Regions from separate parts of the Homo sapiens genome. Here region 2 is linked to region 1. A link is a contact called in ENCODE Hi-C or POLR2A ChIA-PET data. All regions are on one chromosome and are shown on one strand. The core of a region is the stretch at or near the end of the contact, and the rest is flanking DNA. Distances in the headings are between cores, read along the strand shown.

Region 1 (5,204 bases), core at 1-2,500:
AATAGAGAGCTCCATCAGATGGTGACAGGGCAAAGAAAGTCAAAAGGAGTTCAGAGGCCGGGCGCGGTGGCTCATGCCTGTAATCCCAGGACTTTGGGAGGCCGAGGCTGGCGGATCACCTGAAGTCAGGAGTTTGAGACCAGCTTGGCCATCATGACAAAACCCCGTCTCTATTAAAAATACAAAAAATTAGCCAGGCGTGGGAGTGGGCGCCTGTAATCCCAGCTACTCGGGAGGCCGAGGTAGAAAAATCGCTTGAACCTAGGAGGCAGAGGTTGCAGTGAGCCGAGATCGCGCCACTGCATTCCAGCCCGGGAGGCAAGAGCAAAACTCCATCTCAAAAAAAAAAAAAAAAGGAGTTCAGAGGCCCGGCATGGTGGTTCACACATGTGATCCCAGAACTTGGGGAGGTTGAGGCAGGAGAATCACCTGAGCTCAGAGTTCAAGACCAGCCTGGGCAGCACAGCAAGACCCCATCTCTGCAAAAAATAAAAATTTAGCCCAGTGTGGTGATGAGCGCCTAGTTCCAGCTACTAGGGAGGCTAAGGCAGGAGGATTGCTTGAGGCTAAGGTAGGAGATTGAGACTGCAGTGACTTGTGATTGCGTCACTGCGCTCCAGCCTGGGTGACAGAGCAAGCCCTTGTCTCTTAAAAAAAAAAAAAAATTCAAAGAAGGGTTTCCAGAGGGCCAGGAGGGAGGAAGGGAGAGGAGGTGTTTTATTTTTTTGCTTTTATTTTTTATTTTGAGACAGAGTCTCTCTCTGTCACCCAGGTTGGAGTGCAGTGCTGTGATCTTGGCTCACTGCAACTTCTGCCTCCTGGGTTCAAGCAATTCTTATGCCTCAGCCTCAGCCTCCTGAGTAGCTGGGATTACAACACTATGCCCGGGTAATTTTTGTATTTTTAGTAGAGACGAGGTTTCGCCATGTTGCCCAGACTGGTCTCGAACTCCTGACCTCAAGTGATCCACCCGCCTTGGCCTCCCCACGTGCTGGGATTGCAGGCGTGAGCCACTGCGCCCGCCTTGATCTTTACACAAGGGGTTTAGGGTAGGTAGCCTTCTCTGAACCAGGAGAACAGCCTGTGCGAAGGCCCTGAGGCTGGACCGTGCCTGTTGGGTTTGAGGCCGTTGTAGCTGGAGCAAACAGAGAGAGGGGTAAAAAGGCAGGAGGCTACCAGGCAGGTTGTGCAGAGCCTTGTGGGCCACTGGGGAGGACTTTGGCTTTTGCCCTGAGAGCGGTGGGAAGTGACTGAATCCGGTACTCACCGTCTCCCTCTGGCGGCTCCTGGGGGAACATGCTTGGGGATCAGGCTGGGGGAGGCTGCCAGGCCCAGGAGGTGAGAAGTAGGTGGCCTCCAGCCGTGTTTCCTGAATGCTGGACTGATAGTTTCCGCTGTTTACCATTTGTTGGCAGAGACAGATGGTCAGTCTGGAGGATGACGTGGCGTGAACATCTGCCTGGAGTCCCGTCCCTGCCCAGAACCCTTCCTGAGACCTCGCCGGCCTTGTTTTATTCAAAGACAGAGAAGACCAAAGCATTGCCTGCCAGAGCTTTGTTTTATATATTTATTCATCTGGGAGGCAGAACAGGCTTCGGACAGTGCCCATGCAATGGCTTGGGTTGGGATTTTGGTTTCTTCCTTTCCTCGTGAAGGATAAGAGAAACAGGCCCGGGGGGACCAGGATGACACCTCCATTTCTCTCCAGGAAGTTTTGAGTTTCTCTCCACCGTGACACAATCCTCAAACATGGAAGATGAAAGGGGAGGGGATGTCAGGCCCAGAGAAGCAAGTGGCTTTCAACACACAACAGCAGATGGCACCAACGGGACCCCCTGGCCCTGCCTCATCCACCAATCTCTAAGCCAAACCCCTAAACTCAGGAGTCAACGTGTTTACCTCTTCTATGCAAGCCTTGCTAGACAGCCAGGTTAGCCTTTGCCCTGTCACCCCCGAATCATGACCCACCCAGTGTCTTTCGAGGTGGGTTTGTACCTTCCTTAAGCCAGGAAAGGGATTCATGGCGTCGGAAATGATCTGGCTGAATCCGTGGTGGCACCGAGACCAAACTCATTCACCAAATGATGCCACTTCCCAGAGGCAGAGCCTGAGTCACTGGTCACCCTTAATATTTATTAAGTGCCTGAGACACCCGGTTACCTTGGCCGTGAGGACACGTGGCCTGCACCCAGGTGTGGCTGTCAGGACACCAGCCTGGTGCCCATCCTCCCGACCCCTACCCACTTCCATTCCCGTGGTCTCCTTGCACTTTCTCAGTTCAGAGTTGTACACTGTGTACATTTGGCATTTGTGTTATTATTTTGCACTGTTTTCTGTCGTGTGTGTTGGGATGGGATCCCAGGCCAGGGAAAGCCCGTGTCAATGAATGCCGGGGACAGAGAGGGGCAGGTTGACCGGGACTTCAAAGCCGTGATCGTGAATATCGAGAACTGCCATTGTCGTCTTTATGTCCGCCCACCTAGTGCTTCCACTTCTATGCAAATGCCTCCAAGCCATTCACTTCCCCAATCTTGTCGTTGATGGGTATGTGTTTAAAACATGCACGGTGAGGCCGGGCGCAGTGGCTCACGCCTGTAATCCCAGCACTTTGGGAGGCCGAGGCGGGTGGATCATGAGGTCAGGAGATCGAGACCATCCTGGCTAACACGTGAAACCCCGTCTCTACTAAAAATACAAAAAATTAGCCGGGCGTGGTGGCGGGCACCTGTAGTCCCAGCTACTCGGGAGGCTGAGGCAGGAGAATGGTGTGAACCCGGGAAGCGGAGCTTGCAGTGAGCCGAGATTGCGCCACTGCAGTCCGCAGTCTGGCCTGGGCGACAGAGCGAGACTCCGTCTCAAAAAAAAAAAACAAAAAAAAACCATGCATGGTGCATCAGCAGCCCATGGCCTCTGGCCAGGCATGGCGAGGCTGAGGTGGGAGGATGGTTTGAGCTCAGGCATTTGAGGCTGTCGTGAGCTATGATTATGCCACTGCTTTCCAGCCTGGGCAACATAGTAAGACCCCATCTCTTAAAAAATGAATTTGGCCAGACACAGGTGCCTCACGCCTGTAATCCCAGCACTTTGGGAGGCTGAGCTGGATCACTTGAGTTCAGGAGTTGGAGACCAGGCCTGAGCAACAAAGCGAGATCCCATCTCTACAAAAACCAAAAAGTTAAAAATCAGCTGGGTACGGTGGCACGTGCCTGTGATCCCAGCTACTTGGGAGGCTGAGGCAGGAGGATCGCCTGAGCCCAGGAGGTGGAGGTTGCAGTGAGCCATGATCGAGCCACTGCACTCCAGCCTGGGCAACAGATGAAGACCCTATTTCAGAAATACAACTATAAAAAAATAAATAAATCCTCCAGTCTGGATCGTTTGACGGGACTTCAGGTTCTTTCTGAAATCGCCGTGTTACTGTTGCACTGATGTCCGGAGAGACAGTGACAGCCTCCGTCAGACTCCCGCGTGAAGATGTCACAAGGGATTGGCAATTGTCCCCAGGGACAAAACACTGTGTCCCCCCCAGTGCAGGGAACCGTGATAAGCCTTTCTGGTTTCGGAGCACGTAAATGCGTCCCTGTACAGATAGTGGGGATTTTTTGTTATGTTTGCACTTTGTATATTGGTTGAAACTGTTATCACTTATATATATATATATACACACATATATATAAAATCTATTTATTTTTGCAAACCCTGGTTGCTGTATTTGTTCAGTGACTATTCTCGGGGCCCTGTGTAGGGGGTTATTGCCTCTGAAATGCCTCTTCTTTATGTACAAAGATTATTTGCACGAACTGGACTGTGTGCAACGCTTTTTGGGAGAATGATGTCCCCGTTGTATGTATGAGTGGCTTCTGGGAGATGGGTGTCACTTTTTAAACCACTGTATAGAAGGTTTTTGTAGCCTGAATGTCTTACTGTGATCAATTAAATTTCTTAAATGAACCAATTTGTCTAAACTCGATGCACGTTCTTCTGTTCGCGCGCTTCTTTTTGTTTTTTTTTTTTTCCTGAGATGGAGCCTGGCTCTGTCACCCCTGGCTGGAGTGCAGTGGCATGATCTCGGCTTACTGCAAGCTCCGCCTCCCAGGTTCAAGCAATTCTCCTGCCTCAGCCTCCCTAGTAGCTAGGATTACAGGTGAGTGCCACCACGCCTGGCCAATTTTTTTTTTTTTTTTTTTTTTGAGACAGAGTCTCGCTCTGTCACCCAGGCTGGAGTGCAGTGGTGTGATCTCGGCTCACTGCAAGCTCTGCCTCCCAGGTTAATGCCATTCTCCTGTCTCAGCCTCCTGAGTAGCTGGGGCCACAGGCGCCTGCCACCACGCCCGGCTAATTTTTTTTTGTACTTCTTTTAGTACAGACGGGGTTTCACCATGTTAGCCAGGATGGTCTCGATCTCCTGACCTTGTGATCCACCTGCTTCGGCCTCCCAAAGTGCTGAGATTACAGGCGTGAGCCACCGCGGGTGGCCAACGCTAATTTTTTTGTTTTTTTAGATGGAGTCTTGCTCTGTCGCCCAGGCTGGAGTGCAGTGGCGTGATCTCTGCCTACTGCAAGCTCCGCCTCCCGGGTTCATGCCATTCTCCTGCCTCAGCCTCCTGAGTAACTGGGACTACAGGCACCCGCCACCACGCCCGGCTAATTTTTTGTATTTTTAGTAGAGACAGGGTTTCACCGTGTTAGCCAGGATGGTCTTGATCTCCTGACCTTGTGATCCACCCGTCTCGGCCTCCCAAAGTGCTGGGATTAGAGGTGTGAGCCACCACACCTGGCCTAGCCTGGCTAATTTTTGTATTTTTGGTAGAGACGGGGTTTCACCATGTTGGTCAGGCTGGTCTTGAACTTCTGACCTCAGGTAATCTGCCTGCCTCAGTCTCCCAAAGTGCTGGGATTACAGGTGTGAGCCACCGCGCCTGGCCTCACTTCCTTCTGTCATCTGTTTGTGGATTGGACTCCCCAGGAGAAGGACCCAGAAGGGGAAGACTCCCAGAACTCCGGGCAAGATGCAATCTCCGTGGGCTGCCACAGTGCCTGGCAGGTGCTGTGATGGCTGAGCTGGTGATTGTGTTCTCTGCTGTCGCTTCTCTGAGTTGGAGATTTTGTCAAGTCCCCTGCTCATCCATTCATACACTCGACAAATATCTGTTGAGTGCTAAGTGCGAACCATGCTCTGCCGTAGGCTTGTGGGACACTACAGG
Region 2 (5,214 bases), core at 1-2,500, 290 kb after region 1:
GGGGCCCCAACCGCACCCCTTCATCCCCCCACCCATACTGACCAAAAAACTTGTCCTTGGAAGTGGCAAGGGGCAGGGCGATGCGGGTGTTGTATTCGGGCAGCCTTCCCTCTAAGCTGGCGAGGAACTAAGCGGGGATGGGAAGCGAGAGAGGAAGGTGGGCGGGGCCAGGGGCCACCGAGAAGTCACGTTCCCCCTCCTCCCTACCCCATTCCGAGATATGCCCTAGTTCCAACTGGAGACCACTGCCCACTCCCATCCCTCCTTAAGCAGGCACCTTGATACCCAGCTTCACCCCCTCATCACTCAGGTCCGCCCCTGGTCTCTGGGGCCCTGCCACTAGGCCTCTCCCCATCCGGATACCCCAGCCGCGTCCTCTAGCCTCACAGGACCCGCCTGCACCTCTTCTGGTTTCTTCCCTCGTGGCTCGGGCTCACCCCTGGCTCGTCAAACCTCGCCCGTTGTCCCCGAGACCCCTTCCTGGCTGATCAGCCTGCAATCTGGTCTCCCGAAGTTGCCCCCGGTTCCCTGGTTTTCCGACCCAGCCCTACTCCTAGATCTCTGGAGCTCTGCCCCATGGCTGCAGGGCACCTCGCGGTTAGCGATGTGGCACAGCATCTCCTGCACGTCGTGGCCCTGGAGCTGCGCCTGCAGTTTCAGCAGCTTTTCCTCCACGAGGCCCAGCAGGTTTGGCACATAGTTATCTGCCTGGGGATCCAGCTCCTTTCCCGCGAAGCGGCCGTCCTCCTGCGGCCAGGGTAGAGCCGGGTCAGCCGAGAGGGGTGGGGCCTCTTGGAAGGCTCCACCCAGGGGCGGGGCTTTTCTTTCGGGGGCGGGGCCTAGGAGGTAAGGGCCCACCTGCAGGGTCGATCCTAGCCATTGGGGGCGGGGACTTAGGTCAAGGCCACGTCTGTGATGGGGGAGCCTCTGAACTCTAACTCTATATGTAAAGGTTTCGGGGAGGCCTCTTGGGAACAGTAAGGATTCGAGGGAGGCCATTGTGGGATGGCCTCCTGAAGAAATGGCCCTCTGCTGCGGGCAGGATAGGTCTTCTGTCTCGGGCTGCTCCAGAACTGCAGATAGGTCTCCGAGCTTTTCGGGGACAGGGTGGGACTTCTTTCCCTTGGAGGCGGAGCTTGAGACGGGACAGGGTCTCTGACGTCTTGGGCTTCCTTGGGGAGTGAGAGCTTCCCCAGGGAGGTGGGGCGGGGACTCTGAGGAATGGGGTGGGGCTTCCCCTGTGGGCGGGGCCTCTGACGTCCGGGACAGAGGATGTGGCAGGCCACGTTCCCTCGGGCAAGCTGGTGTGGCAGGAACCCCGCTTCGTGGCTGCGCCTCTGCGGTCCCAGGAGGGCCTGTCGGGGCTTCCCCTGGGCGGGGCCTACCACAGTGATGTGGATCAGCTTGCTGGCCAGGTGCTCCAGGCTGTCCTTGGCCACTTGCATCGCCCGCAAGGCGCGCTCCAGCTGGTCCTTGGCCTCGGCGTGCCGCCGCTCCTCCTTCTTGAGACGCTCCTGCGCCTCGGCTTGCAGTTTCTGCTGGCTGCAGGGAGCCGGGAGGTCACCCCGGGGGCTCAGCCCGCCCCGCCGCCCTCCCCAGAGCCCCGGTGCCTCACCTCACCAGCGTGGCCTCCCCCGAGTACTTGAGGTCTTCCAGCTCCCGCTGCAGTTGTTGCTTCTCCTGCTTCAGCCTCACCAACGTCTGCTCGTTCTCGCTCTTGAGCGTCTCCAACTGCGCGAAGGTGTCGCCCTGGGCCAGGAACCGCCGCACCAACGACTGCGGGCCACCCAGCCCCAGTCAGAGCCAGGGCCTAGGGAGCGTAGGGGCGCTCCACCTCCTCTCCCCCACCCTGCGAACCCTCGCACGCAGGACAGGTGGCCTGAGCTGGCGCCTTTTGCACAGCAATGTATGGGGACACTGTGGGTTGGACGCAGGGTTGCTTCAAGGGTGAGCAGCCCTGGATATATCATTTTTGCGGGGCCCTTTCTGGCCTATATAAGGAATTTGAGTCAGCCCAAACTCGGGGGCAACTGGAGAGGCGAGCATAGCTTCTTTCCAAAATCAAAGTGCCATCAATTTCTGGCCGTGAATCTCGCCCGATTCCGCAGGAAATACCGCCCGTCTTCGGAGCCATCCGCTCACAAGGCCCACATCTGGAAAGGGGCTGCGCCTCAGTGCCCCAGATGACCCCATAGGTGTACTCCTATAGGTGGGAGTCCCGGAAGTCATCAGGGGTCGGCCCCATCGGAGGAGCAGCAGGTTGGCGGACACCCAGAGGGGAGAAACAGGGTTGGGGTCCAGTGTTCACCGGCGGGAACCAGGACCCAAGGGGGACACAGCGGTCTTAGAATAATGCAAGGAAGACTTTACAGTGAGGGACCCGGCGCAGGGACCCCACTTGCCAGGATCTGAGGATGGTACTGGGCGGTCCACTGGGTCCCAGACCATGTTACAGACACTGGAGACAGAACAAGAGACGAAACTCCCAGTTCTCCTAGAGCTGGCATGGCAAAGGAGTTAGCATGGTGCAAGAGAGAACGGAAGGCGAGTGTAGAAATGACGGCGAGTGTAGACAGCTCCTAGGGGTTTTGCTGCGAAGGGCAGCAGAAAAACTGAACGGTAGCTGGAGGGGGAAGGGATGTTTTTCAAGAAAGGAGCAGGTTTGTGAGCTGAATAACCGACCTGGCAGAGAGGGGAGACAGGGTGTGTCGGTTTCACCGGCTTAGGCACCCCTGGGGCCCGTCTGGGGTGGGGGGGGGGCGCGGCGGAGAGGGCTGCGGGCAGAACTCACGTGCGTCTCGTCAGTGCCAGTGGCGTCCTTGACCTTGCCAAAGATCACCTCCATCTGGTACATGCTCCAGCGCTGCCGCAGCTCCTCCTCCTTGGCATGCAGGCTGTCCTGGATGGTGTCGTCGGACTGTAGCAGCAGGTGCTCGCGGTGGGTCTGCTCGTGGGTTGAGGTCAGAGCCAGGGTCAGCTGGTGGACAGCGCTTGGGAAGGAGGCCGGGGAGGGGGATCCAGATAGGGGCCCGCGAGGAACAGGGCTCAAACTGGAGGGAAGGGAGAGGGCAAAAGCTTGGGGCCAGATAAAGGCACCCGGGCAGGTGTCAAGAAAGTGGGACAAGGTCGGGCGCGGGGGCGGTGGCTGTGGCTCACGCCTTTAATTCCAGTACTTTAGGAGGCTGAGGCGGGAGGATTGTTTGAGCCCAGGGGTTCGGGACCAGCTTGGACAACACGGCGAGACCCCGTCTCTACAAAAAACACCAAAATTAGCAGGGCGTGGTGGGGCGCCTGAAGTCCCAGCTACTTGGGAGGCTGAGGTGAGAGGATCACTTGAGCCCAGGAGGTCGAGACTGCAGTGAGCTATAATTAGTCTGAGCGACAGAGACCGTGTCTCAAAAAAAAATCCATATATATATGTATATATGTATATATATGTATATATGTATATATGTGTATATATACCTATGTGTATATATGTATATATGTGTATATATACCTATGTGTATAAATATATATGTGTATATATACCTATGTGTATATATGTATATATGTGTATATATACCTATGTGTATATATGTATATATGTGTATATATACCTATGTGTATATATGTATATATGTGTATATATACCTATGTGTATATATGTATATATGTGTATATATACCTATGTGTATATATGTATATATGTGTATATATACCTATGTGTATATATGTATATATGTGTATATATACCTATGTGTATATATGTATATATGTGTATATATACCTATGTGTATATATGTATATATGTGTATATATACCTATGTGTATATATGTATATATGTGTATATGTACCTATGTGTATATATGTATATATGTGTATATGTACATATGTGTATATATGTATATATGTGTATATGTACATATGTGTATATGTATATATGTGTATATATACATATGTGCATATATACATATGTGTATATATGTGTATATGTGTATATATGTATATGTGTATATGTACATATGTGTATATATGTATATATGTGTATATGTACATATGTGTATATGTGTATATGTACATATGTATATATACATATGTGTATATGTACATATGTGTATATATACATATGTGTATGTGTACATATGTGTATATATGTGTGTATATGTACATATGTGTATATATGTATATGTACATATGTGTATATGTGTGTATATGTACATATGTGTATATATGTGTATGTGTACATATGTGTATATGTACATATGTGTATATATGTATATATGTGTATATGTACATATGTGTATATATGTGTGTATGTACATATGTGTATATGTATATATACATATATGTGTATATACACATATGTGTATATGTATATATACATATATGTGTGTGTATATATGTATATATGTGTGTATATATGTATATATGTATATATGTGTGTATATATGTATATATGTATATATGTGTGTATGTATGTATATATGTATATATGTGTGTATGTATGTATATATGTATGTATATGTGTATATATGTGTGTGTATATATGCATATATGCATATATGTATATATATGTATATACGTATATATATATATATATATGCAAAAAAAACCTATCAAACAACAACTACAACAACAACAACCCAAAAAACAAAAAGGCAGGACAGGGCTTTGGTGAGGGCTGGATGGGAGGCAGCCTCAGGGCAGGTGCAGGGGCGGGGCCAAGAGTGAGGGGGCAGGGCCTTAGGCAACGGTTGGCTCAGAGGCACGGTCAGATTCAGGACAGGCAGTCTAGTCAGGTGGGAAAGGATGGGTAGGGGGGTCACTGAGTAAGGGGAAGGCTGGAGGCCATGTCAGAGCCAAAATGGTGCAGTCGCTTAGGAGGGGAGGGGAGGAGAGGCGGGGTCAGGGATGTGGGAGGGGTCTTCGCACCAAGTGGGGGTGGAGTCAGAGAGGGGGCGGGGTTAGGAGAAACAGAAAATGGGAGAAGGCCTAGGATGAGGGAGAGCCAGGGCATGGCTGGTTTGTGCTGGGCTGGGCTGGAGTCACAGGCGCGCACCCCTGGGTGCGCCCACCTTGCGCTCCATGCGCTCGTTCTCCAGTTTCTTCTCCTCGGCGCGCTTCTTGCACTCACTTATGTAGCGTTCCCGCTTCTTGCGCTCTCGAACCAAGGTCTCCTCTAGGTACTGCAGCTGGTTCTGGAGGGCGGGCAGGGTAGCAGGGAGACCAGC

What was found. A loop is a pair of places that touch in the nucleus more often than their neighbours do. ChIA-PET counts read pairs that join two places held with the same protein, here RNA polymerase II (POLR2A). Pooled maps may share reads with other maps.
Region 2: a pooled map shows a loop between it and region 1 (2.4-fold over the local background). The contact joins two enhancer-like sites. A Hi-C loop is called at or near these places in 3 of 168 maps with a recorded cell type or tissue (chondrocyte, heart left ventricle and sigmoid colon) and 11 of 50 pooled maps. POLR2A ChIA-PET finds 5 or more read pairs at or near these places in 6 of 52 experiments (BJ, MCF 10A, PC-9 and 3 more).

The regions. Positions count from the first base shown.
Region 1 is chr19:11,129,866-11,135,069 of GRCh38, forward strand. LDLR (low density lipoprotein receptor) reads left to right here. Exons shown (of 18, transcript NM_000527.5): 18 at 1,416-3,955. The coding sequence ends at 1,451. Among named protein-coding and RNA genes, the nearest start is that of MIR6886, 19 kb to the left of the region's middle. Within about 2 kb of position 1,251, at least 17 of the 41 ENCODE cell types and tissues checked have a DNase peak (open chromatin) inside an H3K27ac peak, as active enhancers do.
Region 2 is chr19:11,421,086-11,426,299 of GRCh38, forward strand. ODAD3 (outer dynein arm docking complex subunit 3) reads right to left here. Exons shown (of 13, transcript NM_145045.5): 7 at 5,059-5,181; 8 at 2,792-2,944; 9 at 1,616-1,776; 10 at 1,386-1,542; 11 at 592-747; 12 at 43-127. Among named protein-coding and RNA genes, the nearest start is that of RGL3, 4.4 kb to the left of the region's middle. RefSeq lists an enhancer at 289-338 and a silencer at 1,569-1,628. Within about 2 kb of position 1,251, at least 11 of the 41 ENCODE cell types and tissues checked have a DNase peak (open chromatin) inside an H3K27ac peak, as active enhancers do.